Regions from separate parts of the Homo sapiens genome. Here all the other regions are linked to region 4. Evidence: chromatin contacts called from ENCODE Hi-C or POLR2A ChIA-PET data. All regions are on one chromosome and are shown on one strand. Each heading gives the region's core, a stretch centred on a gene start or an enhancer-like site at or near the end of the contact. The rest is flanking DNA. Distances are from core to core; before and after follow the strand shown. Region 1 has its middle 51 kb from the start of CHASERR. Region 2 holds the start of MAN2A2 (mannosidase alpha class 2A member 2). Region 3 has its middle 79 kb from the start of CHASERR. Region 4 holds the start of SLCO3A1 (solute carrier organic anion transporter family member 3A1). Region 5 overlaps FAM174B (family with sequence similarity 174 member B). Region 6 holds the start of PRC1 (protein regulator of cytokinesis 1). Region 7 holds the start of VPS33B (VPS33B late endosome and lysosome associated).

Region 1 (3,837 bases), core at 962-3,461, 980 kb before region 4:
GAGAGAGAGGGGGAGAGAGAGAGAGAGAGAGAGATCCTTGCCTTCAGGGGGATACAGATGTTGTAAGGGTACCCGTTTTTATACCTTTACAACATCTACAACATGGTAAGCAATGCTGTTACTTTAACAAGTGAAGTTAACACATGAATTTTTTAAAATGAGTTTGTTAACCTGTGGTTGGTTACTTTTATGTGTCAACTTGGTTAGGCCACAGTGCCCAAACATTTGGTCAAAGATTCTCCTGGATGTGTCTGTGAGGGTGTTTTTGGATGAGATTAACATTGAAATTGGTGAACATTAAGTACAGCAGATGGCCCTCCATACTGTGGGTGGGCCTCATCACATCAGTTGAAGGCCTGAATAGAACAAGAGACTCCCTCTCGCTCTCCCGGCTCCAGACAAGAAGAAATTCTGGGAATTCTGTCAGCTGACATCTTTTGGATTGAACCACAACACTGGCTCTTTTCTAGGTCTCTAGCCTACCAGCCCACACTGCAGATTTTGAACTTAGCCTCCATAAGCATGGATCGATTCCTTAAACAAAATCTCTCTCTCAGTCAGGCTCATGCCTGTAATCCCAGCACTTTGGGAGGCTGAATCGGGCAGATGGCTTGAGCTCAGGAGTTCGAGACCAGGCTGGGCAACATGGCAAAACACCATCTCTACAAAAAATTAAAAATTACCTGGGCATGGTGGCATGCACCTGTAGTCTCAGCTTCTCGTGAGACTGAGGCAGGAGGATTGCTTGAGCTAGGAGAGGTTGAGGCTGCAGGAAGCCAAGATTACGCCAGTGCACTCCAGCCTGAGTGACAGAGCAAGGACCTGTCTCAAAAAAAAAGAGAGAGAGAGAAATCTTTGTCTATAAATATGCACATCCTACTGGTTCTGTTTCTCTGGAGAGCACTATTACAGCCTGCTTTGCTAGTATCAACAAAACCACGGGCTTCTTGTCCAGAAGTTTTTGCCCCTGCTTCATAACTGCAAATGGAATTTTCATGGAAAATATTTCCTGTGTTGCTATTTTTTTTTTTTTTTTTTTTTTGTCATCCAGGCTGGAGTTCAGTGGTGCAACCTCAGCTTACTGCAACCTCCCCTCTGGGTTCAAGCGATTCTCATGCCTCAGCCTCCTGAGTAGCTGGGACTCCAGGTATGCGCCACCACGCCTGGCTGATTTTTGTATTTTTCATAGAGAGGTGTTTCACCACATTGGCCAGGCTGGTCTTGAACTGACCTCAGGTGATCTGCCTGCTTCGGCCTCCCAAAGTGCTGGGATTACAGGCATGAGCCACAGTGCCCAGCCACATTACTTCTTAATAATAGATAATGTGCCCTAATATACAGTATTTACATAAAGCCTTGCAGCAAGGTGGCAGTTTTCAGCCATTTTTTGAGGAGGATGTGAACAGGAGCCGTTACACGGCTCATCAGTCATCTGTTGCAAAGAAGCTGTGCTCAGCAGCGCAGAAGGATATCTTTCATTACTGGAAACCGTGAATCAGCTCGAGTGAAACAGGGCTCTGTCAGCTTATAACACTTAATTATGTTTTTAACTCCATAAATTAGTTCAAGTAAAGCCGTTTGAAAATAGCCAATTTCCAGTTTGAACTTACAGAAAATTAATGGCAAGAATGCAAACTTCTAATGTGTTAAGAAATTATTTGAATTTCTTAACTGTGTCTCCCACTAAAAGTTTGTGCTTTAAATTTTGTGTCAGTTCTGCATCAGAATTATTCAGTTTCCTCTTATGCAACAAACCCTAGAAAATTCTAAAGTTTCAGAATAAGAGCATTTCCTAAAGAAGAGAAAATATATTGGGGGTGGTGGGGGGGAATGGGATCAGTACGTGGCTCAAGTTTTTCACCCTTGAGGAGTTAAGAAAAACACTTCAACATAAGGACAAAAGCTCCCTTGTTTAAGCACTTCCCCAGCTGCACTTCAACTAAATATATCCTGGGCAGAGTGTTTTCATTTCTCCACCCCTCTCCTGAGCCAATCACATGGTGACAAACAGCTCGGAGGCCCCTTGGGACTAGCACTGCAGAGGTACAGGCTTGGTTACAGGGCTTCGCGTTCCTTTCCAGCACAGGCCTGCTCTGGGCCGCCCTGCCTCCCCCAGAGGCTGCAGGGAGCCCCAAGCAGGCGCATTGCGGGCTCTGCTCAGAGAGACGCCTCCACGGGTTAATTCAGCGGCCTCTGTCTGGAATTCATGCACCACCTGGGCTGACAGCATGAATGACTCATTGTTTCCCCTCTGAACAGGCTGAGGAGTGCTTCTTGGTGTCAATAACTGAGGCAAAGTAAAATTGTTTTTTCCCTTTCAACATGACCAATTTTCTAAGACTGAATATAGAACTGGAAATCTGCAGGGTGTGTTTCTTCTGCGGCAACGGTAGCCAAGGTTACTGCTTTGAGTTGGTCTGCAGGGACAGAGGATTAAAATTTACTGTCTATAAACAGAAGAAGGCCTAAAGCCAGAGCTCCTTTATTTACAGCTTGTGTCATGGTTTTATAAAATGAAGGAAACTTAATTGAAACCTCTAGTTTGTGTAAACCTGGGATCTGACTGTACACAATACCTGATTTTATTTCTAATACCCGTGATTTGTATAAATGAAGATTTTGATGATAATTTTCCCATAGCTAAGTATAAGACATGTATGCTTTGAAGTCCATATATGAATCTTCCATACCAGCATTTCCAAAGCAGTGTATTAATAATTATGCCCCACCTTCAATTTTCCTATATGGCACCCTTCTCATTTTCAGTTACTTTTAGTTTCCTTGGGAAACTGGACTGGTTGATATTCCTGGACTATGGGATCTTTTTGCCTTGCTTACGCATATCTCAGTCCAAAAGCTTGACAGCCAGAACTATACAGATATTTTACTACCTTTCTGCAAGTGTGCGTGTATAACACTCTTGTTTCTTTGAACTCTTGTTTCTTTGGCCTCTTATACTTTCCTAAACTTTAGGTGTTTTTTTAAAAAAATTCAAAAAGAGGCCGGGCGCGGTGGCTCATGCCTGTAATCTCAGCACTTTGGGAGGCCGAGGGGGTCAGGTCACGAGGTCAAGAGATGGAGACCATCCTGGCCACTATGGTGAAACCCCATCTCTACTAAAAATACAAAAATTAGCTGGGCATGGTGGTGTATGCCTGTAGTCCCAGCTACCCGGAGGCTGAGGCAGGAGAATTGCTTGAACCAGAGTTGGAGACTGCAGTGAGCCAAGATCACACCACTGCACTCCAGCCTGGCGACAGAGCAAGACTCTATCTCAGAAAAAAAAAAAAAAAAAAATTCAAAAAGAAAGATGTAGAAAAAAAAGAAATAAATGCAGAAAGGAAAGGGAAAAAGGTCTTGTGTAGATTCAGGACCTTGGTTCTAATTCAAATCTGGGAGGTTAGCATGCAACAGAGTACTTTCTTCATCCAATTAAGTAGCAGCCCTGAATAGATTCCAAGTCATTCTGACTTTGAATAGGGATGAGGACAGCTGATACTGAAGAAGAGAGAATGTTGAGGCCCATGTATAGCCTTAAAAGAGAGAGAGAATGAACTTGGGATGTGGAGATTAAATAGGGCGTTTAATAAAATGGCAGTAGATGCTTTTATTTTAATTGGTATCAATCAGCTCAAGTAACCTTTAAATTTCTGCAATAACAGGAGACTGAGTTGGCTTTGGCAGGGCTCTCTATCCCAGGAATGGAAACTCACGCAGGTTCTGAATCAGAAAGAATCAAAATAACAAAAAAAAATTTCCGTCTTTCAAATCTATGCTATAATTTAGCAAACTGAGTATCTTTCCTTGCTTGCCAGTATCTTTAAAATAAAGTCAGGT
Region 2 (3,661 bases), core at 596-3,095, 950 kb after region 4:
AGTCAAAGCCAGACCATGAGCCTAGAGGGATAGATGACACCGTTCAGATAAAGGGAGCTGTGCAGATCACCACTGAGGACTACACTCCACTTGGGTTGGGAGAACCATCACTCTCTAGCTCAGGGATGGCAAAGATTTCCTTTCACCTACCTATTCTCAACAATCGGTGTTGCCTGTGCTGAGGATTTCAGCGGGGCTTAATGGCAAAGAATGCTGCAATCAATTAGCAATGTCTGCCAAGAATTCAGGAGGGGCTGGGCGCGGTGGCCCACACCTGTAATCCCAGCACTTTGGGAGGCCAAGGTGGGTGGATCACCTGAGGTCAGGAGTTCAAGACCAGCCTGGCCAACATGGCGATACCTCGTCTCGTCTCTACTAAAAATACAAAAATTAGTCGGGCATGGTGGCAGGCTCCTGTAGTCCCAGCTACTTGGGAGGCTGAGGCAGGAGAATTGCTTGAACCTGGGAGGCGGAGGTTGCAGTGAGCCAAGATCGCGCCACTGCACTCAAGGCTGGGCGACAGAGCGAGACTCTGTCTCAAAAAAAAAAAAAAGAAAGAAAAGAATTCAGGAGAACAGAGTGACAATACTCATTGCCATTGACATTTTTTCTTCCTTCCTTCTTTTCGCCATCACTGTTTTTAGCTGAGGGTTTCTACAAAACCTGACTATTGGGAAGGAAGGCTCCTGTCCTGTACTGACATTACCCTCCAGCGGGGGGTGGGAGGGGAGGCGGCGGGGTGGGAGGTGCATACCCTGAGCCCAGGTGACTTGTATACAAAGAAATTAGCAACCAGGCACGACTCACCCGGGGGAAGTTCCCACCATTCTGGTGTCGGGTGGGATCGTGTTGCACTCGGTCCAGCATGAGGTAGAGCGAGAAGACTGCCACACAGAAGATGGCAGCCCCACACACTGTCACCTGCTTTTTCAGCTTCATACTGGCCTCCACACACACCTGGCAGGAAGGACACCATCTGTAGCTCCAACATGCAAAATGCCCGTGGCAGTCTTTCCACCAAATACCCCAGTGAGTTCCTGAGGGCTGTTCCAAAGGAACACCCATTTGCCTGGCTCCAAGTAGCACAAGCAGCACATCTGAGGCTGGCCCACCTGGTCCTGGTAGCAGCTCTGCCGCTAGGGTGGAGAGGACGCTCTCCTTTGGCTGGTGCTATGAAAAACGGGCCCAGGATAAGAGTCCCAGCTCCGACTGGAGCGCACCACACAAGCTCCTGATTACACAGCTTCCCTGCCTAGATAGGAGGTGCCTGTTCAGGCTCCTCGGCCATGTGCTTCTAGTTTCAGGTGAATAAGCTAGTCTCTATTTTGTTTGATTTAAAAGTTTAGCCAGAACCCAAAGAGACTGATAGGAAAGCCTTTCTCAGTGCCCTTTCGGGTCAAACTGGCACTCACCAGAAACAGTGCCTGGCACGATCCTTTCTCAGAAACACAGAATGAGTTTCTTTCTAATAAAGAAGAAAGATGCTTGTGTTTCTAGCATAAAGCAAGCCCTGTGTGTTCTCCCTGTTTCTCTACTGTTCACTGCAGTGGGAAACTTCCAGCCGCGGTTTGCAGAGCACTTAGGGGACCCCTAGGAAGCCTGCAGTGACGCCGAAGGCCCCCTGGGAAGGGAGAGACGGGGCCCAGTGCTCAGCTGCGAGGCAACTTCAGGGGACCCGTGCCCCCCGCCGCCACCGCCCTCGGGCTCCGCTTGCCTGCTCAGGAGGAAGGAGGACGCTAACTGCGGAGCCGAGCGTGGGCGGGACCGCGCTCCGGAGTCTGCTCCGCGGGCCCTGGGGCCGAGGAGCTTTGTCGCCTCTGCGTTGTGCCCTACTTAGCGCGATCTGATTCTGCTCGGGAGCTTCCGGGCAATATTTTCAGCCCTTAGAGACTGGGTCTAGGCCAATGTGGGTGGAGCTGGGGAGAGAGTTGGATCACAGAGGGCAGGCACCTGCCGCCAGGTCTCTGGCCGCCCGCCCGGCTCCCTCCCCACCCGCTCCGACTTCGTCGGCCCCGGGGACCGCAGAGACAGGCGCCAGGTACGGGCCTCAGGCAGCCTCCTGTCCCTTCCTGGCCCCTCTGACGCCGCAGTGGCGCTCGCACTCCCGCCGCCCGAGCCCGGCCTCTGTCGGGGCAGCCGGAGCCCTCCCGCGCGCGCACCCGGCCCGTTACCGTCAGCGCCCGGCCTCCGCGCCGCTCCGGGCCCAGTCGGCCGAGCTGCCGGCTCTCACACGCCCGGGGACGGCGGCCCGCGTGCAGGCAGCGACGCAGGCGAAGGCGGGCGCCCGCCCACCCGTAGCCCCCTGCTCCGCGCGCCGCTGCCGCGCTCCCGCTGGGCCCCGGGCCGCCGGCGCGCTCCGCTGCGCCGGCCCCGCGCGGGTCCGCCAGCCTCTGAAGCTGCCGGGCCCAGCAGCGTGCGGGGCGGGGACAGCCGCGCCGCCCGCCCCGGCCTGCGTGTGCCCGGCGGAGCTGACAGGAGCTCTGGCCGCCGCGGTCCCCGCCCGGCTCCTCCCGGGCCCGCTCCGCTGGGCTGCAGTGCGCAGCCGCACCAGCCCGGGCCGGGCCTGGCCAGCTGCGGAACCTCAGGAGGGACGCGCGACTGAATTTTTTCGGAATCCTACTTGAGTAAGCGCATGATCGGGCAGTGGTCGAAACGCCCGCCTCCGTCTCGGCAGACGCGTAGCGGGGTGCGTTCTCCGCGGCCTCACCCGGCTCCGGCCCAGGTAGCCTTAGGTCTCTGTCGTTGCGCCCCTCGGGCAAAGGGGTGCTGCCTCCTGTCGGTACAGCGCATTCCTCGAGTCCCTTTCCTTTCCGTGCCTGCTCTATGTTTCCTGCCAGCGAGTGAACAAGACACAGACTTTTCTTGGCTGTTTCCCTTTTACTGGGCATCTAGGTTGTTTACAGTTTTTCAGTGTAATCCATACTGCAATGAACATCTCCATGAATTCCACATTTTTGTTCTTTTTAAGTTATATATAACATTATCTGAATGTGACCCCCCAAATTCATGTTCAAATCCTAATCCCTCAAGGTGATGATGGTATTAGGAGATGGGCCTTTGGGGGTGAACAGAGTTTGAAGGGAGAGCTCTCATGAATGGGATTAGTGCCGGTATCAAATGACCCCGAGAGTCGGCCCCTTCAACCACGTGAGAACACAGCTAGAAGGCACTATCTGTGCACCACAGGCAGGCCCTCACCCGACACTGAATCCGCTTATGCCTTATCATGGACTTTCCAGCCTCCAGAACTGTGAGAAAATACATTTCTGTTGTTGATAAACTACCTACTTTATGGTATTTTGTCCTAACAGCCCGAACAGATTAAGACGTTATTTTATGATGAATTTGCAACAGTGAAGTTACCCGGGCAAAAGATAAGGACAGAGATGACTGATGACACTATCGCTCCCCCAAAAGACTGTACCAGTTTACACCATCAATAACAAACTGCTGGATATTGCTTAAACAATGTTTTAGCTGATTAATGAGATATATAATGCCATCTCATTTTTAAAAATTTTCCTTTAAGTTCTGGGATACATGTGCAGAACATGCAGATTTGTTACATAGGTATACATGTGCCATGGTGGTTTGCTGCACCCATCAACCCATCATCTAGGTTTTAAGCCCCACATACATTAGGTGCTCTCCCTCACCTTGC
Region 3 (3,874 bases), core at 480-2,979, 950 kb before region 4:
CCTCAAAACAAAAAAGCTCTATAAATTTCAGGTGTTGTTATTAATAATGAAATATTAAATTATTTCTTAGGGCCAGGCACCATGGCTCATGCTTGTAATCCCCACACTTTGGGAGGCCAAGGCAGGAGGATCGCTTGAGCTCAGGAGTCAAGACCAGCCTGGGCAACATAGTAAGACCTCATCTCTAAAAAAAATAAATAAACTATTTCTTAGAAATGTAGTTCCTGTTTAGACCTTTGAACAATGACCATGTCTAGTGGTCTCTCCATAGCACATGATGTATAAAATTGTTCTTATTTTCATTACTAACAGCTACAAAATAACTATAAAGTAGATCATAAATATGCCATATGTAAATATGTATACATAGTGCTTTTATTTTTATGTGGAATCTAAATCAAATATGTGAAGAGCTTCTTGGGTTGGGCATTTATTCTGCCACTTTTTAAGGGGCATTGCAAAGGCAATTCAGGGCTTTGTGACTTTGGACATGTAACTTAACCTCTCAGCGCTTCAGTTTGCTCCTTTGTAAAACAGATTTGTAAAAAGTGCTTGTTCCAGGCTGGGCTTGGTGGCTCACTCCTGTAATCCCAGCACTTTGGGAGGCTGAAGCAGTGGATCGCCTGAGTCCAGGAGTTCGAGACCAGCCTGGGCAACAAGGTGAAATGCCCTCTCTACTAAAATTACAAAAATTAGCTGGGTGTGGTAGCGTGTGCCTGTAATCCCAGCTACTCTGGGGGTGCTGAGGTGGGAGGATCGCTTGAGCCCAGGAGGTCGAGGCTTCAGTGAGCCCAGATGGTGCCATTGCACTCCAGCCTCGGCAACAGAGTGAGACCCAGTGTCAACAAATATATAAGTAAACAAATAAATAAATACATAAAGTACTTGCCTGTAGGCTTGTTGTGAGGTTGGATTGTGTCACGGTATATACCTTATTTGGAATATTGCTTGGCACAGTCATTGTTAGATAAATAAAAAAAATCAAAAGAGATGTAGAAATAGAAGTTTGATGAGAGTTCAGAGGAAAAAGATTTCTTTTTCTTTTTTTCCTGAGGCGGAGTCTTACTCTGATTCCCAGGCTGGAGTGCAGTGGCACGATCTTGGCTCACTGCAACCTCTGTCTCCTTGGTTCAAGCGATTCCAGAGGAGAAAGATGTTAATGTTTGTTTTGTACCTAGAACCTCATCGCTGGATGGGATTGTAAAGATCTGTGACTATTTTACACATTTGTTCTTTTTTTTTTTTTTTTGAGACAGAGTCTTGGTCTGTTGCCCATGCTGGAGTGCAGTGGTGTGATTTCGGCTCACTGCAACCTCTGCCTCCTGGGTTCAAGTGATTCTCCTGCCTCAGCCTCCTGAGTAGCTGGGATTACAGGTGCACGCCACCAAGCCTGGCTAATTTTTGTATTTTTAGTAGAGACGAGGTTTCACTCTGTTGGTCAGGCTGGTCTCGAACTCTGACCTCAGGTGATCTACCTGCCTCGGCCTCCCAAAGTGCTTGGATTACAGGTGTGAGCCACTGCACCTGGCCTCCCATTTATTCTTAGCAGTAACAGTTGGTCCCTGAAATTAGGAAACTGACTCTATTGTGATCTTCCAAGAGCTACATTGTCCAGCCCCTGGGCCTGTACATCCTTATGGAGTGAAGACTGACAGTTTTCCCTTAGGTCAGTGGAGCTACAGTGGCGTGTTGGAGTCAGCTGCTCAGAATGATGATGCACTTTTCTTTCCAACTTTGGTTTCAATGACATCATGTTGGTAGCTTGAAACTGGCCATAGCAGGGGTATTTACACCACAGGAATAGGTAAACACTACATATTAAGGCTTTTCCCCTTGGAGATGCCTTGTTAAATATTTACCAACACTCCACTGCCTGTTACAACACAGCAAAAGCCCCTCTGAGAGAAGGCCAGAGAATGTACCTAACTCCTCCCAGGTTGTCCAGTGTTTCATTGTCCCTGGACTGAAGAGTCCCTCAGTGGCCTTTGCTGAGATATTTCAACACCCTAGTCTCTTAAACTGTAAACAAAGGAGAGTCATGAGTTATTTCTGGGTGAGTCAGTCCAATATTGCACAAGCATTTCTGGGGGTAGTAGAGGGGAGGCAAGAGGGAAACTGGGTAGGCTGGGGAGCTATCTAACTGCCCAAGACACTTGAATCCTAAACAAACGGGAACTAAATGAGAGGTGGGAGGGACATAGTCTTTTCTGACGGGAACTGTCTGTGACTCATTCTCTTTCAGGAGTCAGAAACTCCAAAACCTGTGGGAGTGGGGAGGGGCGAGCAGTGCGGTTTTTAGAGAGGTGTGGAGTTATTATAGGGACTCTTAAAATTCTTCTCCCTTGCTCAGTGTGGTGACTCATACCGGTAATCCCAGCACTTTGGAAGGCAGAGGCAGGAGGTTTGCTTGAGCCTAGAAGTTCAAGACCAGCCTGGGCAATGTAGCAAGACCCCAACTGTATAAAAAATAAAAATAATTAGCCAGACATAGTGGTGCATGCCTGTAGTCCCAGCTACTTGGGAAGCTTAAAAATCTACCTCCATTTAACCTGGTAGATTTGGGGATGTGTGTGGTGGGCTGAATAATGGTCTCCCAGTGATATCCCAATATGTGGAAACTGAATGTTACTTTATCTGGCAAAAACAACAAAAACCAAAACACAGGCAGGGCAAGGTGGCTCACACCTGCAATCCCAGTGAGACTCTGTCTCAAAGAAAAAAAAAAACAAAAAAACAAAACCCCAACAACTAGGGCTTTGCAAATGTGCAGGTGTGTAAGTTAAAGATCTTACTTTTAAAACAATTTTATTTTAGGGTGTGGTGGCTCACACCTGTAATCCCAGCACTTTGAGAGGCCGAGGTGGGCAGATCACCTGAGGCTGGGAGTTCGAGACCAGCCTGACCAGCATGGAGAAACCTTGTCTCTACTAAAAATACAACAAAGTTAGCCGGGTGTGGTGGCTCATGCCTGTAATCCCAGCTACTTGGAAGGCTGAGGCAGGAGAATCACTAGAACCCAGGAGGCGGAGGTTGTGGTGAGCCAGGATCGTGCCATAGCACTCCAGCCTGGGCAGCAAGAGCGAAACTCCGTCTCAAAAAAAAAAAAATTATTTTATTTTATTTTATTTTGAGATGGAGTCTTGCTTTGTAGCCCAGGCTGAAGTGCAGTGACATGATCTCGGCTCACTACGCCCAGCTTAATTTAAGGATCTTGATGCCGGGCACGATGGCTCACGCCTGTAATCCCAGCACTTTGGGAGGCCGAGGCAGGTGGATCACTTGAAGTCAGGAGTTCAAGACCAGCCTGGCCAACATGGTGAAACCCCACCTCTACTAAAAATTCAAAAATTAGCCGGGCATGGTGGCACATGCCTGTGGTCCCAGCTACTTAGGAGGCTGAGGCAGGAGAATCACTTGAGCCCGGGAGGCGGAGGATGCAGTGAGCCAAGACTGCGCCACTGCACTCCAGCCTGGGAAACAGAGCGAGACTCCATCTCAAAAAAAAAAAAATATCTTGAGATGGGGAGATGATTTTGGATGATCAGGGTGGGCCTTAAGTGTTATCACATGTATCTTCCTAAGAGGGAGGCAGAGGAAGGCTTGTCTACACACACCAGAGAATTTCTGCCACAGAGACTGGAGTGAAGTATCATCCATGAAGCAAGGAACTCCAAGGACTGCCACCAACACCAGAAGAAAAAGCCATGGAACAGAGGGTCTCCTCTGGAGGCTTCAGAAAGAGCATGGCCCCAGCCGGGCATGTTGGCACATGCCTGTAATCCCAGCACTCTGGGAGGCCAAGGTGGGTGGATAATTTTGAGCTCAAGAGTTCAAGATCAGCATGGGCAACATAGCAAAACTACATCTCTACTAA
Region 4 (4,223 bases), core at 859-3,358:
CCTTCTAAACATAGACCCGGTTAGGTATTATGTACTTTGCATATGTCACAGTACAGACCCACATATATTTTATTAATGTGAATTTGCATCTCTGTAATACATGTACTTATTTAAATATTTTAACAGTTAAATTTCCCCTAAGGAAGTGCCGATAAACTGACTCCCAAAACACAATTATCCCCTATCCCTCAAATTCCAAGGGCTAATAGGTACTGTCTGCAACTGCATATTATAACTATAGACACAATAAGTGTATTTTATAGAACAGAAAACAAGGTATGCTTTTGACTACAGGGTTCACTTGCAGTCTACAAGTTACGAATGCACAAGACAGAGACCGGGATGTAAACGCTTTTCGTCTCAGAATGAGCAACAGAAATGTATTTGATTTTCAAAAGCCCTGAAATTCTGTCACCCCAGGAACAGAGCTGAGTTTGAAGACCCCCTCTCTCACAACCACCTAACTTCCTCAACACCGGAGACCAAGCACTGCTTGTATTTCCCTTTAACAGTGAGCCCTGAGCCTTAAGAGATAGTTTATGAATGGTATACAGCCCCCAGCGTCTGGCCCTCATGAACTTTACCCCAAGGCCAGGAATGAGGGATTAATCATAGCATCAGGATACGCGTGGTTCTATCTCTGGATGTGGTTATTCAATGGCCAAAATCTTGTCCAATTCTATCTCCATCAAACTTGCTCAGGAATACTCAAAGTCTATGACATTTGATTCCAGTTGCGGGTCAATAGCCAAGTAATGATTTAACACTATAAACTCTCAAAAAAAATTTCCCGTTTAGACAGGACTGTACTTAGGTGTGGAAGCACGCTCTCTGGAACTCAAGTTGCGACCACCTGAGCAGAGGAGGCGAAAGCGACAAAGTAGGTACCTGACAGTGCTGAGTCATTACAAGCTGTTTCCTCTGAAATGTTACGCACCCATGGGCCCTCTGAGCATTAACATCCCCTTTCTGGAGGCAAATAAAATACATATTCATTGTGGAAAATGGTGCAACCTTCTGTAGGCGACAGACCACGATGGGGAATTTAGCACTAAGAGTGGATAGCAGGAACTACACAAACTCGCAGCTGCTCTCTAGGTACCGTAACTTTATCCCAGACGCTCAAAGAGGGCTATAGGGATACCGGGTGGCAATATTCCCCCTGCAGCCCCGGCTCAGGCCAGGGCCACACTAGGGCGCATTTCACTCTAAGCTGTTATATCCCCCTGTAATTGGCGGATGTAGAAAGCGCCCGGAGAAAATGATGCATAATAGATTTGTTCTCGAGGAGGATGCAATGGAGAGTAGAGGACGCAGGATGCTAACTGGTTTTTCTTCCCATGTGCAGGTCACCTGAAAACCCCGACGCTTTTTCGTTCCTCTCCAAGGAGAACCCTGAACTCACCGTCTCGCTCCGCTCTTATGGGGGGAGAGGAATAGTTTCACGCCCACCTGCCCGCCGCCTCTCCTCCCCCGGCACCCCCTGCCCCAGCCGGACGCGCGCGAGCTGCTACCGGCATCAACGGTCCCGCCCGCTACCCGCTCGCTGGCAGCCCCGGCCGGCAGCTCCCCCGGCGGCCGCCTCTGCACCACTCGCCAACCTCCACGCCGGGCCGAGGTCATGCCCGCCTGCCCCCAGCGCCGGGCGGCCCCCTCGTCGGGCCAGGCGGCCGCTCGAGAGCCGGGCTGGGGAAGGGGCCCGCGGCGGAGTTGGCTCGGGGACTCACCAGGTAGGCGCCCACCGTGCCCTGCGCCAGCATCAGGGCGCACTCGGACACCAGGAAGATCTTGATGTTGGAAAAGCAGGACACCTTCTTTTTCTTTTTCTTGTTCCTCTGCGCCTCGTCCCCCTGCAGCTCGCCGCTCCGGCCGCCGCCCGACGAACCGCCCGGCTTCTTCCCCTGCATCCTTCCCCCGCCGCCGCCGCCGCCGCCGCCGCTGCCGCTTTCCCGCTCGCCCCGGGTGTCGGGGCCGCTGCCGGGCGGGGGTGCGCGCCTCGAGGCTGCGTGCTGTCCCCGCCCCGGGTTCGCGGCGGCCGCCCCCGTCCTGCCGGGGCTGGAGAGGTGGAAGGCACAGCTCCTCGCCGCCGCCGCCGCCGCCGCGATCGCCCCTTCCTCCTCCTCCTCCCCCGCCTCCGCCCTCCCCTGGCCTCCTCCTCCGGCTCCGGCTGTGCCAATCACAGGGGCTCGTCGCGCCGCCCGCCGCCGCCGCTGCCTCGCCTCCCGCGGCCGCCCGCCGCTGCCATCGCCCGGTTCCCCTTGCCCGCCGGCCGCGCCTGCTCTCACCCCCTCAGCCCCAGCCCCAAGGCCTGGGCCTGGGCCGCCGCTGCGCGCCCTCGCCGAGCCGCTCCTCGCTGCCGGTGCGCCCCCGGGGAGGCACGGGAGGCGGGCTTGGGATGCGGAGGGCGGCCCGGCGGCCGAGGCTGGGAGGGTCCGGCTGCCGGGAGAACTGGGGAGACCCGGAGTCCTTGCGGAGTAAGGGGGGTGCCCCTGAGGGCGGGAGGCGGCGCCCGGCCCCTAGGTGGCGCTGCGGGGCACGGGGCCCCGCGGCGGAGACTGGCGGCTCTGCGCCGGGCGCGGAGATGGGGTGCGGAGGCGCCCCCGCGGGGCTGGGACCCGGCGCTCGGGAACCCGGGTGCCCAGGCCTCAGAGGGCAGGCTGTTCCCAGGAAGGGAGAATACTGAGTACCCAGGAAGGGCTTGGCGCGCGCTCTTCTCCGCCCGGGGATTTCTGGGGACAGATGTTGTGCTCTGGGTCTTGGGGAGGTGCCAGAGGTCAGAGCTGCTTGAGGCTTCTGCCGCCTGCCGGTTTCTGCCCCAGCTGTCCCCGGCCACAGGGGGTGTTGAAAAGGCCCCAGACCGAAAGGACAGAAAGGGGAAGTTAGAGGAATACGTCGGGAGCCCCACGGACCGTTAGTGCCCCAGCCTCGGTGTCCAGGCGCTGCAAGATCGCCGCGGCCCCAGCAGAGGGCCTTCTCCGGCCCTTCATCCGCCCAGGGCCCCGCTGCTGGAGCGCTCAGCAAGCGGCCAGCCGCAGGCCTGCTGGGTCCCCACCCGTCCCCTGGCTCTGTGGCCCTGGCCACCATCCTCGGCCTTGACCTGAATGCCTGGCCCATGGCAGCCGCTCCTAATTACTCCCCACTCTCACCGTTACCAAGGAGTGTGGGCCACAGGGCACTACCAATAGGATCTGCTAGTTCTCAACTGCAGCGTTTGGAAGCTGAGAGAAAAGCTCAGAGGGCTGGACAGGTACCAGGAAACAGCACCTTCCACCTGGGCCATTGGGGGACTCAAGGAATCATTTAAAACGGTTTCCTTAATAATTGTGTCAAAGAAAATGACCCACTCTCCCAAGCGCCTGTGTCCAAATGCAGGCTCAACTTCAAAACTGAATAGCAATGAACCCGACCATATTTTTCCTTTCTCCCGAAGAACTTGAATGAGAATGGAGGGTGTAATGGTGGGGATGTTGTTTTGCCATGGCATTTAAATATAAACTGCTTCATCCTTCTGTGGCTCCAGACGTGATCTCACCCAGGCTTGGTGTCGCTTTGAGATGCCCTCACCTTGTCTAGGCCACCTCCTATCTGAATTGGCTCCCCCCACACTTGAAGTCTCTTCCCGTCTTCCCCACTTCCTGAATCAGTGGTCACACCATTCCCGGCCAGTCCTATAATGAGAATCCTTACTGCCCCCTTCTTTCTTCCCCACACCCTCCTATCACTCGGAGCCAACTTCTCTGCAGGATCTTTATGTCCCCCTCTTTCCCTCCCCATCACTTTGCTTCATGGGCTACCTCCCCACTTCCTCCTGAGAAGACCCTTGACAAGCTAGCTCTGTTCCCTGCCTCTGTGACGGTAAGCTGCAAAGCTGAGCTGAGACTTGTCTACGAATGGTGACCCCATTGCTAATGAAATGTGCGGAGTGCTTTATAGTCTTCAACTCTTATTTACATTCTTTGTAATAACAAGAGCTAATGTTTACTGTGTGCTTATTATGGCCAGACACCATTCTCAGTGCTTCACCCGCATTTACAACGTAATCCTCACAGCAATCCTCTAAACCAGATACTATTATTAGCCTTGTTTTACAGATGAGACAACTGAGGCCTAGAAAGGTTAACCTGACCAGTGTCACTTGTCTAGTAAGTGGCAGGGCAAGTCTTTGAAAACCAGGTTGTCTGCCATCATAGCCCAGGTTCTTTATAACTACATACATATTATCT
Region 5 (3,673 bases), core at 523-3,022, 770 kb before region 4:
CCTCAACTTCCCAGGCTCAAGTGATCATCTCACTCAGCCTCTTGGGTAGCTGGGACTACAGGCACAAGCCACCATGTCCAGCTAATTTTTGTAGTTTTTGTAGAGACAAGCTCTCAGTATGTTGCCCAGGCTGGTCTCTAACTACTGGGTTCAAGCGATTCTCCTGCCTTGACCTCCCAAAGTTCTGGGATTACGGGCGCGACCCACTGTGCCTGGCTTATGTTTTCTCTTTAAACAACTTTTTATTTGGAAAAAAAATTAAACTTCATGCAAAAATAAAAATAGCGTAGGGAACACCCTATACTTTTAACTCATATTTTCCTGTTAACATTTTTTGCCTGTTTGCTTTCTGATTCATCCGTGTGTATATGTATGTGTGTGCACACAAATGGTTTTTACTAAACCATTAGAGGGTAAGTTATGTATACCATGGCCCTTTCCTGCAAATGATTAAGTATCTATTTCCTAAAAATAGGATGTTTACATCTTCTAGTAAATAGCTACCTGTTATGGTAATATATTTGGTATTATGTAATATTATGACAGGAAGTTCATTATTTTGTAAATTCTATTAAATCTTTGTTATTTTTGCTCATGGGATTATATAATGCCCATAATCAAACATCAGGAGGTGATGGTGGCAGCTTTAACTGGTCAAATTTTCCCTCCTTTTCTAAGTCCCTTTAGATGATGTCTTGAGCAGAGTCAGTTTTTTTTTTTTTTTTTTTTTTTTGAGACAGAGTCTTGCTCTGTCATCCAGGCTGGAGTGCAGTGGCGCCATCTCAGCTCACTGCAACCTCTGCCTTCCAGGTTCAAGTGAGTCTCATGCCTTAGCCTCCCAAGTAGCTGGGATTACAGACGTGCAGCACCACACCTGGCTAATTTTTGTATTTTTAGTAGAGACAGGTTTTCACCTTGTTGGCCAGGCTGGTCTCGAACCCCTTACCTCAAGTGATCCACCCGCCGTGGCCTCCCACAGGTCTAGGATTACAGGCGTAAGCCACCAAGCCTGGCCACAGATTTAGTTTTTAAACTTATGCTTATTTTTTTGAGACGGAGTCTTGCTCTGTTGCCCAGGCTGGAGTGCAGTGGTGCGATCTCTGCTCACTGCGAGCTCTGCCTCCCGGGTTCACACCATTGTCCTGCCTCAGCCTCCTGAGTAGCCGGGACTACAGGCACCCACCACCACTCCCGGCTAATTTTTTGTATTTTTAGTAGAGATGGGGTTTCACCATGTTAGCCAGGATGGTCGCGATCTCCTGACCTTGTGATCCATCCGCCTCGGCCTCCCAAAGTGCTGGGATTACCGTGCCTGGCCTAAACTTATTTCTTGTACTTCTTATGTTTTCTGACACTGTGGTGTGGGCCCGGGGTTTAAAGGTAAGGAAGCTTAGATGTGGCTTTTGTCTCAAGCTCCCAGTCTAAGCAAGAGACCAACACTACTCAGATACATAAACCAGGAGTCAGCAAACTATGGCCCATGGGCCAAATCCAGCCCACTGTCTGTTTTTGTACAGCTCAGGAGCCAAGAATGATTTTCACATTTTAATGGTTGAAAAAGAACCAAAGGAAGAATACTATTTTATGACATGAGAAAGTAACATGCAATTCAAATTTCAGTGTCTATAAATAACATTGTACTGGAACACAGCCATGGCCAAGCATTTCTTGCTGTGGCTGCTGTTCCACCCCAACAGCAGGGTTGAGGAGTTATCACCGTGATTGTGGGATCTGCAGAGTTTACAATATTTCCTCTCTGGACTGTCACAGAAGAAGTTTTCCAACCCCTAGTGTAAACACCCTGGAAGTGCTGGCAAGGAGAGGGATATAAGGAGAAAGAGGTTGTGTTCTAGGGAGTCTGTGTGGGGAGCTGGGGGAGGGATCCTTAGTTGGGAACTGTGGGGAGGGAGGGGGTTTGCTGGAAGAGTGGATTGCGCCTTCCAGACAGCACGCTCAAAGGTCCTGTGGCTGGGGACTGTGGCCTTTTCACTGGCTGAGAGGGTGAGGGATAGAGATGTTCAGGAGGGGTCAGAATGGGTGCGAGGCTCTGCCAGAAGGGGCTTACTCTTGTCCTTCCCTTTCTTTTAGGTAAAACCTGTTTCCCAGCCTGGTGGCATCCTGTGGAAAGTTGGTCAGCTGCAACCTGGGGTGTGAAGGACTGGACCTGGAAGCCCTCTTGCGTCGGAGGTGTTGAAACCAAAACGAACGTTATGTATAAAACCCCAGCTCCATCGTGCGTGTCAGGCATCTGCTCAGACTGTCACTGGCAAGCTCGTTTCCACGTCACCACAATGGAGTTGCTTCTGCCACCCTTTGGGCATCCCTTTAAAGTGCCCCCTACTTCTACTCCCCATGTAAGAGGCTTTGTGCCTTGCTAAGGAGCAAAGGGTAGAAACATGTTGATTTTAAAGAAGTTTTTTTAAGACAATTGTTGACAATAGTAAAAGAGATCAGGAGGATCAAGAATCTAAAACAAGCCTGAAGGATGTCCAACTGTGTATTTAGAATTTCCGACATTCTTCTCTACTGGATCTACACATTGGACCCCATCTGATCCTTTGCTGCTTTTTTGGCTTGGTCAGGTCCTGGCCTCATTTTGGCGTTACCTGTGTCAGAGTTCAAGGTGGATGTGCTTAGAGCTGGTCAGCCCCTTCCAGACCTGGACACGTCTGTGGCTCCTTTTCTTTCTTCCTTTTTTTTTTTTTTTAAAAAAAAAAAAGGTTCAGCAGAAATCAGCGTGGCTAGTTCACAAAGAATTTCCAGTATCAGGGAAAAACTGTGCGTGTGTGTGTGTGTGTGTGTGCACGTGTGTGCGTGTGCACGTGTGTGATACCTATAAAACAGTTTCTCCTTCTCTGAAGGGAAAGGAAAGTGCTAGGCAGCCTGTGATTAGCAACATTCTTTGTGCTTTTTTGTTGTTCCTCTGCTCTGTCACAGTTCTACGTTGTTTGCCTTAGAAATGTAATTTTTAAAAACCATTTTAAAAATGAACGGTGATTTGGCTGGCTGGAAAAAATCACACTGTCAGGGGACTATATTTGAAGTCAGTCTAGACGGGGCTGGACTAGGAACCCACCTGGACCCAGGAGACCCCACAGGACCCAGGAGGTCCCTGCCGGAAGGCAGAGGTTCAGGTGAGAGTGGCTCACCTCTGAGCTGGTGAAGTGAGGACTTGCCTGTGACATGACCCAGGGATCTGCTGCTGGCTTCTGGAGACAGGGCCTTGGGCTGACTTCTCAGGTTGATTGAGGCCTCCTGACTAGCGGTGTTCCCAGGCTAGAGGTGATTGGCTGCAACAAAGATGCTTCTATTAGTCTATTAGCAGTGCCTTCGGGACCCTGGGATTTTGCTCTCTCTAGAAAGGTGTTTTTTATTTTTTTATTTTTTATCTCCCCCTTTTTTCCTGGCTTTGCTCCAGGGTTTGTGTATTTGCCTGTTTATTGTCCTGCTCTTTTTTTTTTTGGATGAAAACTCCAGCCTTTCCTGACTCACCTCCATCTTCGGTTCTTCAGTTTTCTGAGAAGAGTTGGGATATGTGGGAAGGGGCATGGGAGCTCGGCAGCCTCCGCCTGCCAGGAAGGCAGTTTCGCCTCTGCAGGAAAGAGCAGAGCCCGTGGGAAGCCCTGGGTGAGGGTGGCGCAGCCGGCCCAGCACGCATGGTATTGCCAGCCAC
Region 6 (4,015 bases), core at 1,105-3,604, 860 kb after region 4:
GTGTTATGTCAAGCTAGTGTGCAAGACCAAAGACACTGCCAACAGGGCTGTTAATTCACAGAAAGAATAGGTGGCATCAGAAAAAGATTAAACAGTGGCAAAACATTGCACTTCCATCCAGTAGAAATATATGACCCTGTAATAGGATTTTTTTTTTTTTTTTTTTTTTTTTTTGAGAAAGGGTCTTGCTTTGTCGTCTAGGCTGGAGTGCAGTGGCGTGACCATGCCTCACTGCAGCCTTGACCTCCTGGGCTCAAGTGATCCTCCCACCTCAGCCTCCCAAGTAGCTGGAACTACAGGCTCATACCACCACACCTGGCTAATTTTTGTATTTTTTATAGAGACAGGGTTTTGCCACAGTGCCCAGGCTAAGGTCATATATTATAAACGCGTATTACACAGTGTTTTACATGCTGCGTTTATGCTCTGAATGGATATCTTTGCATCAGTTCTATGACTTTGTTAGCCTCAGCACCTCAGTGTAAAGGACAAGAGAGAAAAAATTGCCTTTTCTTTGGATACTTCATAATGCTGGTGCTAAGAACAAGTATGAAGATCACAAATTTGTGAAGCTTTCTGAAAAGCTCTCCTGTTAATTTAATCAACAAAGAATGCAAGTAAATTTTAAAAGTAGTGCTACCATCTACTCTATTAGTGGTGTCAATGTTAATCACAGAGTGCAAGGAAATTGAAAAAGTGGTGCCTGTCGCCCACTGTGTTGGTGCTGTGAATGTTTGGCATGCTGCTGACAAGTTAAAAAGAACATGGAAGCCGGGCGCGTTGGCTCACGCCTGTAATCCCAACACTTTGGGAGGCCGAGGCAGGCGGATCACCTGAGGTCAGGAGTTCAAGACCAGCCTGGCCAACATGGCAAAACCCCGTCTCTATTAAAAATACAAAAAAAAAAAGTATCCAGGCATGGTGGTGCGTGCCTGTAGTCCCAGCTACTCGGGAAGCTGAGGCACAAGAATTGCTTGAACCCAGGTAGCGGAGGTTGCAGTGAGCTGAGATTGGGCCACTGCACTACAGCCTGGGTGACAGAGCGAGACTCCGTCTCAATTAAAAAAAGTAAAAAGAACATTGAAAGCACTAATGAAGTTTTTCTGAAAATAAGAAAAATATGGTTCTGAAGGTGAAGCAAACAAGCATCCTTTACCTTTAGGGAAAAGGCATATGAAGAGGATTCACTTAAGTTACAGTTGGCCAATAAACACGAAAAATGTGCAATTTCAATTATAATCAAGTGCCAAACAAGGAAATGCCAGTATTATTATTTTACCTACAAAATGAGCAAAGATGTTTAGAAGTACAATAGAATTCAGCCCTGCTGAGGGTAACAAAAGGAGGGTACTTTTCCGGTGAGGCTTTGTGCAGAAGGCAAATTAATAAAGGGAGCATTCAGTAATTACACCTCTAGGAATCAGCCGTACGAAAATGCAGGATGCATTTATAAATACATACATACACAAAGATTTATGTATGAAGATATTCAGCCCAGCCTTATCTTTTAAATTATCATCTAAATATCAATAGCAGAATGGGCGAGATATCTACACACCAGGATTCATGCCACCATGCCACCATGAATCACTGGGAAAAAACGGTGATATATAAGCATTTAGGGATGTAACATGTTCATCGAGGAAAGGAGGCTACAAAAGTAATGTCTATTTTGAGTTTTAAATTTTTCATGTAACGATTTAGAAACTCATCTAATTTGATAACGTGACTTAGGCAAATCATTCAAATCTTTTTGCGTTTCCTCTGCAATGGCGATTGTGGAGGTTAAATGGGATAACTGGCGTTGAAACGTTCCAGGCCCATGAGCAGGACTCAATGTTCCTTCCCTTCCCCTTTAGTGTATGGCTTCTTACATCTGGGGAAGAGTCCCACCAAAGATCGATTCCAAGCTTCGCTTCTTGGATGAGCGAGGGAAACTAGGCGCTAACTTACCTATTCACCCCCGCGCCCGTTCCCGGCAGCCGGGACTCAGGGAAGCCAGGTAGCCGCGGTGCTCTCAACTCCCTCCCCGCCCGCGCACTTCGAATCCAAACTGCGCGGGGCGAGGCGGGGCGGCGCTCCGATGAGGTAGCTGGCTTGGGAGAGGAGTCCCTTGAGGCTGCCGCCAAGCCAGGGAAGCGGGAGGCGCAGGCCACGCCCGGCCACTCACAGACAGTGACGTCATCCCCCGCCGCCACTCCGGCGCTTCCCAGGCCCTGCTCGCGAGTCCCCACCCCGATTGCGCACCCGCGACTTCAGCCCGAGGGGCGGGGATTTTCTTGGAGCGACGGGACGCGACGCCAATCGCGACGAGGCTTCGCCCCGTGGCGCGGTTTGAAATTTTGCGGGGCTCAACGGCTCGCGGAGCGGCTACGCGGAGTGACATCGCCGGTGTTTGCGGGTGGTTGTTGCTCTCGGGGCCGTGTGGAGTAGGTCTGGACCTGGACTCACGGCTGCTTGGAGCGTCCGCCATGAGGAGAAGGTGCGGGTTGCGGGGAAATCGAGGGGACGCGGGAGGGAGCGACGCTCGTTTCGGCTGCGGGGCCTGTTCAGGGGTGCGGGACCCGTGCGGGGTCCCGGGCCTAGATCGTCACGGCAGTCGGCGCCGAGGGAGGCCGGGGGCGCTGAGGGGCAGGGTCTGGAGGCGGCGAGCCAGTGCGAGGGCCGCGGCGGTGAGACCTGACGCGCTGTCCGCCGGCGGCCGCAGGTGCCCGCAGGCTCAGACGCCCGGGTGGGAGCCGAGCGCCGGTGCCCGGACGCGGCAGGGTAGTCGAGGCCCGGGGCCCGGGGCGGCCTCCACCCAGGCGGTCAGCGCTGGCGCTCGGACCCCACCCTCCCCGCCCGCAGCGTCTCAGGTGCCGCTGCTTGGCGCAGATGACTCGTTGTAAACCTTCTGTGGTCGTGGCTTTTCTTTAAAGCTGTTAAGTTTATTTATCGTTGTTTTTCTTTGTTTTATTCTTTTTTTTTATTTTTGTGGAAACGCGGTCTATGTTGGCCAGGCTGGTCTCGAACTCCTGGCTTCAAGTAATCCTGCCACCTCGGCCTCCCAAAGTGTTGGGATTACAGGCGTGAGCCACCGTGCCCGGCCCGTTGTTTTTCTTTATATCTGGCCAGCGGTGTTAACGTTTTGTTTGAATTGGAAAGATAGCTTTGTTTCTTTGCAAGTTAAGAAACGGATTATGGAATTCTTTTCCGGTCGTTTTAATAACTTCCTAGGCGGTGTTGGGGAGGGACTGTCCGACTTGAAATCGGGACCAGACGGTGACACTGCCACTTACCAACCTTGTGACTTCCAAATATTAACTTTATTTTCTAAAAGTTGTGGATGCAGTTTTCTGATGATACAGCGTTAAATAATGTGTAGTTTTTGGTGGAACTGATTGTTCTAAGGCTTTGTAAGATTCTTCATTTCATGATCACTAATTCTGATCAGTCTTTTTAAAATGCTTGCCCTCAGAATAATGAGAATTGAGTGCCAACATGGTAAAACCTTGTCTTAACTAAAAATACAAAAATTATCTGGCCCTGGTGGCGCGCCTGTACCCCCAGCTTTTCAGGAGGCTGAGGCAGGAGAATCGCTTCAGCCTAGGAGGCAGAGGTTGCATGAGCCGACATCTCGACACTGCACTCCAGCCTAGGCGACAGAGTGAGACTACGTCTCAAAAAAAAAAAAAAAAGTCCATTAACAGTTTATGAATTATGTAGGCATCTCCTCTATCAAGGGATTGAATGAAGCAGGAGAAAACTTACCCTTTAATGTTGGTTCCAGGCTAATGGATATAATTAACTTTTTTTTTTTTTTTTTTTTTTTTTTTTTTGAGACGGGGTCTCACTCTGTCGCCCAGGCTGGAGTGTAGTGGCGAGATTGCTCACTGCAGCTTTGACCTCTGAGGCTCAAACGAAACTCTGGCCAGAATTAATTATGGTTATCGATCCCCGAAACAGGTTGAACTGGAGATCAACAAAGCTCCTTCTCTGGAATGCTAAGAAAAAATAGGGCAGTGGATCAGTGAAG
Region 7 (4,146 bases), core at 894-3,393, 830 kb after region 4:
GCTCAAAGCTGCTGTGAGCTATGACTATACCTCTGCACTCCAACCTGGGCAACAGAGCAACACTCCATCTCTAAATAAAGACGTAGAATACTAAAATGCAATAAACCCCCATGTACCCATCAGCTTTAACAATTAACAAATGGCCAATCATTTTTTAATTTTTTTATAGACATGGGGGTCTTACTGTGTTGCCTAGGCTGGTCTTGAACTCCTGGGCTCAAGCAATCCACCTGCCTCGGTCTGGGTTCACAGGCGTGAGCCACCGTGCCTGGCCCAATCTTTTTCCTGAATGTTCCTACATCTCCCCCTGGGTTATTTTAAAGCAAATCCCAAACATATTTTAGTTTTTTTTTTTATTTTTTAAGAGACAGATCGGGCCAGGCATGGCGGCTCATGCCTACAATCCCAGCATTTTGGGAGACTGAGGCGGGAAGATCACCTGAGGTCAGGAGTTCAAGACCAGCCTGACCAACATGGAGAAACTCTGTCTCTACTAAAAATACAAAATTAGCTGGGTGCGTGGCACATGCCTGTAATCCCAGCTACTCAGGAGGCTGCAGCAGGAGAAACGCTTGAACCTGGGAGGTGGAGGTTGCAGTGAGCTGAGATCGTGCCATTGCACTCCAGCCTGAGCAACAAGAGCGAAACTCCATCTCAAAAAAAAAAGAGACAGAACATATCACTGCACTCCAGCCTGGGTGATAGATAAAGCCAGACCTTGTCTCAAAAAAAAAAAAAGAAAAGAAAAAACAAACGGTGTCTCACTCTGTTGCCCAGGCTGGGGTGCTGTAGCATGATCGTAGCGCACTGCAGCCTCAAACTCCTGGGCTCAAGTGATCCTCCTGCCTCAGCCTCCCAAGTATCGAGATTAAAGGTGCCCACCACCATGCCTGGCTATTTTTTATGTGTTGTAGTTGACCAATCTTATCTCAAACTCCTGGCCTCAAGCAACCCCCCGACCCCGACCTGGACCTCCCAAAGTGGTGGGAATTAGAGACATGAACCATTACTCCTGGCCAAATTATTTCACCTGTAAAAACTTCAGTATGTATCTCAAAGAGATAAGGACTTGTTTTTAACAGAAATACAAGCCTGTATGACATAGAAATACAAAAAATAATAATAACATAGAAATACAATACCTGGCCCAACGTTGTGGCTCACGCCTGTAATCCCAGCACTTTGGGAGGCCAAGGCAGGCGGATCACTTGAGGTCAGGAGTTCGAGATCAGCCTGGCCAACATAATGAAACCCCGTCTCTACCAAAAATACAAAAATTAGCCGGGCATGGTGGCACTCGCCTGTAATCCCAGTCTACTCGGGAGACTGAGGCAGGAGAATCTCTTGAACCTGGGGCGGCAGGGGGGTTGTGGCGCGGAGCTTGCAGTGAGCCGAGCTCCTCCACTAGGCAAAAGGGCGAGACTCTGTCAGGAAAAAAAAGAGAAGAAAAGAAATACAATACCCGAAAAGTTTTAGTAATTCCTTAAATCAGTTATCTTTGAATTATTATCCAAAAAAGATCCACACATTGAAACATTTTGTTGATACATCTCTTAAATCTCTTTTATTCTGAAGTGTTTTCCCCTCCCACATTTCCCACTTTGCCATTTTTTTGAAGACGACAGATCATTTGTCCCATATAATTTCCTACATTTTGGATATGGTTGATTTCATACCTTTGGTGTCTTAACATATTCCTGCTAATCTCTATATAGCCTATAAACTGGTAGTTAGATCTTGAGGCTTGATTAGGTTCAATTTTTGGCAATAGGTGATGCTCTGTATTTCCTATGCATCTCACCAGGAAATGATATGATGGTATGATTGATCAGAGTTGAGGTATTGTTAGCTAGCCTGATGCATTCATTATGTCTTTTTTTTTTTTTTTTTTTTTTTTTTTGAGGCAAGGTCTAGCTTTGTTGCCCAGGCTGGGGTGCAGTAGCGCGATCGCAGTTCACTGCAACCTCCGCCTCCCTGACTCGAGCGATTCTCCCACCTCAGCCTCTGGAGTGCTGCGACCCCAGGCGCCGCCACCTAATTAATAGACGCGTTGCCTCCGTTTTTCAAATGTCCCTTTCAGGACGCCGTCCCCTTCCTGGTACGCGAAGCGCTGGGAGCGAAAGGGACTTCCGGGAGATCTAGGAAGTCGCTTCTTTTTCTGGTAGAAGGCGGGGTTCTCCTCGTACGCTGCGGAGTCTCTGCGGGGTGTAGACCGGAATCCTGCTGACGGGCAGAGTGGATCAGGGAGGGAGGGTCGAGACACGGTGGCTGCAGGTCTGAGACAAGGCTGCTCCGAGGTAGTAGCTCTCTTGCCTGGAGGTGGCCATTCATTCCTGGAGTGCTGCTGAGGAGCGAGGGCCCATCTGGGGTCTCTGGAAGTCGGTGCCCAGGCCTGAAGGATAGCCCCCCTTGCGCTTCCCTGGGCTGCGGCCGGCCTTCTCAGAACGAAGGGCGTCCTTCCACCCCGCGGCGCAGGTGACCGCTGCCATGGCTTTTCCCCATCGGCCGGACGCCCCTGAGCTGCCTGACTTCTCCATGCTGAAGAGGCTGGCTCGAGACCAGCTCATCTATCTGCTGGAGCAGGTCAGTGCTTGCCTGACGCCTTTATCGCATCTACAGTTTAGCACTCATTGGATGCACATTTCTTCCTTGCCGTGCCCCTTTGATCTTGTTCTTGGCCCCTGGTATTGTCCTTGGCGCTTCCCCAGCAGGTCCAGAATGAATCCAGGGAGTAGTAAGAGCTGTTTGGAACCTGGCCAGAGAGTTAATGGAAATCACCCCCCAACCCCGCATACAGGCAAGGGAGACACCATTAGTGCCAGGCATCCCTAGGGACGGAAAGATGGTTAAGACATCTTTGCCATTAGGGATCTTACCACTCCAGTAGGAGCTGTATGAAGCACAAATTATCACACACAGGTGGTAAATGAGTGATAGAGCTAGTGTACCCGAAGAGTTCACAGTAAGTGATCATTTCTAGTTGGGGTGATGATCTAGGAGCTTCAAGGAAGTGAGTGTGAGTAATAAGCATATTTTCTTTGGAGACTAAGCATGCTCCAGGCAGATAGATTGGTAGGAGCAAAGTTGGCAAACCAGGGAAAGACAAGGCATGTAAGGGAAGACACCCATCAGCAGTTACACAGTAGCCACTGAAAAAAATTTTTTTTCCATTTGTGGCATGAGACAATACTTGATGATTCTAATAGTGATGTGTGTGGTGGCGTAAATGGGCAACAAGAAGGCCAGTTAGGAGACCGTAGATCAGACAAGAAATAAAGGCCCACACAAAATTGGTAGCAGTGGGAATGAAGGAAAGTGATGGATTTTTAAGTTATGGTGAAAGAAAACTCAAAGACTTACTGATTGGTTATAAATGTTGAAGGAGAAGCAAAAATGAGTGAGATTTTTAACCTGGGTTATTAGGAAAATAATACTGCCACTGTGATTTTAATGGATTACTTGTGTAATCATTTAGTTATTCATTTTATGTCTGTATTCCTCATTAGACTGGAAGGTGGGCAGGGATCATGTTTGTTTTGTTCAACACTACCTAGTGAGTACCTAGCTTAGAGTCAAGCACACACCATGTGCTTAATAAATATTTGTTGTATTAACATTGAATAGAAATGAGAAAAATAATTAGAAAAAGGAACAGGTTTGATGGGGGAAGTTGATTTGTTTGGGTTTGGATGGGGGAAGTTAAGATGCCCGTAAGAAATATAGCTTGTAACATCCAGCAGATAGAAATGTAGAACTGCAGCTGCATTGTGAGGACTGGAAGGAAGATGGATCAAGATGAGAACTGCAGGGCATCTTAGACCAGATTTTATTTCTATTTTATTTTATTTATTTTTTTGAGACACAGTCTCACTCCGTTGCCCAGGCTGGAGTGCAGTGGCGCGATCTTGGCTAACTGCAACCTCCACCTCCCGGGTTCAGGCGATTCTTCTGCCTCAGCCTCCCCAGTAGTTGGGATTACAGGCGCACGCTAGCCCACCTGGCTAATGTTTGTATTTTTAGTAGAGATAGGGTTTCACCATGTTGGCCAGGCTGGTCTCAAACTCCTGACCTCAGGTAATCTGCCCGTCCCAGCCTCCCAAAGTGCTGGGATTATAGGCTTGAGCTACCACTCCCGGCTTCTTTCTC

The links. Hi-C counts contacts between places; a loop is a spot of excess contacts on that map. ChIA-PET counts read pairs that join two places held with the same protein, here RNA polymerase II (POLR2A). Pooled maps may share reads with other maps.
Region 1: a loop to region 4 is called in a pooled map, with 5 times the contacts of the local background. The contact joins the enhancer-like site here to the promoter of SLCO3A1 in region 4. A Hi-C loop is called at or near these places in 1 of 37 single-sample maps with no recorded cell type and 6 of 50 pooled maps. POLR2A ChIA-PET finds 5 or more read pairs at or near these places in 2 of 52 experiments (OCI-LY7 and activated CD4-positive, alpha-beta T cell).
Region 2: a loop to region 4 is called in a pooled map, with 6 times the contacts of the local background. The contact joins the promoter of MAN2A2 here to the promoter of SLCO3A1 in region 4. A Hi-C loop is called at or near these places in 1 of 168 maps with a recorded cell type or tissue (CD14-positive monocyte) and 2 of 50 pooled maps.
Region 3: a map with no recorded cell type shows a loop between it and region 4 (5-fold over the local background). The contact joins the enhancer-like site here to the promoter of SLCO3A1 in region 4. A Hi-C loop is called at or near these places in 3 of 37 single-sample maps with no recorded cell type and 8 of 50 pooled maps. POLR2A ChIA-PET finds 5 or more read pairs at or near these places in 1 of 52 experiments (activated T-cell).
Region 5: a loop to region 4 is called in a map with no recorded cell type, with 4 times the contacts of the local background. The contact joins the enhancer-like site here to the promoter of SLCO3A1 in region 4. A Hi-C loop is called at or near these places in 1 of 37 single-sample maps with no recorded cell type and 8 of 50 pooled maps. POLR2A ChIA-PET finds 5 or more read pairs at or near these places in 1 of 52 experiments (activated CD4-positive, alpha-beta T cell).
Region 6: a pooled map shows a loop between it and region 4 (16-fold over the local background). The contact joins the promoter of PRC1 here to the promoter of SLCO3A1 in region 4. A Hi-C loop is called at or near these places in 1 of 37 single-sample maps with no recorded cell type and 7 of 50 pooled maps. POLR2A ChIA-PET finds 5 or more read pairs at or near these places in 2 of 52 experiments (H1 and activated T-cell).
Region 7: a pooled map shows a loop between it and region 4 (5-fold over the local background). The contact joins the promoter of VPS33B here to the promoter of SLCO3A1 in region 4. A Hi-C loop is called at or near these places in 1 of 168 maps with a recorded cell type or tissue (CD4-positive, alpha-beta T cell), 1 of 37 single-sample maps with no recorded cell type and 6 of 50 pooled maps. POLR2A ChIA-PET finds 5 or more read pairs at or near these places in 2 of 52 experiments (A549 and K562).

Annotation. Positions count from the first base shown.
Region 1 is chr15:92,830,190-92,834,026 of GRCh38, reverse strand. No RefSeq gene overlaps it. Among named protein-coding and RNA genes, the nearest start is that of CHASERR, 51 kb to the left of the region's middle. RefSeq lists enhancers at 893-952, 1,709-1,908, 2,289-2,338. Within about 2 kb of position 2,211, at least 41 of the 41 ENCODE cell types and tissues checked have a DNase peak (open chromatin) inside an H3K27ac peak, as active enhancers do; they include OCI-LY7, where a contact is called at or near this core.
Region 2 is chr15:90,901,486-90,905,146 of GRCh38, reverse strand. It overlaps MAN2A2 (mannosidase alpha class 2A member 2), which reads right to left and starts at 1,845. Exons shown (of 23, transcript NM_006122.4): 1 at 1,715-1,845; 2 at 808-957. The coding sequence starts at 939. RefSeq lists enhancers at 855-914, 2,755-2,804 and silencers at 1,865-2,294, 2,315-2,584.
Region 3 is chr15:92,802,311-92,806,184 of GRCh38, reverse strand. No RefSeq gene overlaps it. Among named protein-coding and RNA genes, the nearest start is that of CHASERR, 79 kb to the left of the region's middle. RefSeq lists an enhancer at 1,694-1,743. Within about 2 kb of position 1,729, at least 34 of the 41 ENCODE cell types and tissues checked have a DNase peak (open chromatin) inside an H3K27ac peak, as active enhancers do.
Region 4 is chr15:91,851,593-91,855,815 of GRCh38, reverse strand. SLCO3A1 (solute carrier organic anion transporter family member 3A1) reads right to left here and starts at 2,108. Exons shown (of 10, transcript NM_013272.4): 1 at 1,728-2,108. The coding sequence starts at 1,907. RefSeq lists silencers at 2,504-2,643, 2,512-2,686.
Region 5 is chr15:92,617,875-92,621,547 of GRCh38, reverse strand. FAM174B (family with sequence similarity 174 member B) reads left to right here. Exons shown (of 3, transcript NM_207446.3): 3 at 2,089-3,673. The coding sequence ends at 2,092. Among named protein-coding and RNA genes, the nearest start is that of FAM174B, 36 kb to the left of the region's middle. Within about 2 kb of position 1,772, at least 9 of the 41 ENCODE cell types and tissues checked have a DNase peak (open chromatin) inside an H3K27ac peak, as active enhancers do.
Region 6 is chr15:90,992,874-90,996,888 of GRCh38, reverse strand. PRC1 (protein regulator of cytokinesis 1) reads left to right here and starts at 2,354. Exons shown (of 15, transcript NM_003981.4): 1 at 2,354-2,482. The coding sequence starts at 2,472. LOC124903556 (a long non-coding RNA gene) reads right to left here and starts at 2,110. Exons shown (of 2, transcript XR_007064759.1): 1 at 1,954-2,110. RefSeq lists enhancers at 1,314-2,180, 2,181-3,048 and a silencer at 2,598-2,817.
Region 7 is chr15:91,020,591-91,024,736 of GRCh38, reverse strand. VPS33B (VPS33B late endosome and lysosome associated) reads left to right here and starts at 2,143. Exons shown (of 23, transcript NM_018668.5): 1 at 2,143-2,583. The coding sequence starts at 2,488. VPS33B-DT (VPS33B divergent transcript) reads right to left here and starts at 2,115. Exons shown (of 4, transcript NR_110104.1): 1 at 1,997-2,115; 2 at 766-1,424. RefSeq lists enhancers at 2,179-2,588, 2,443-3,059.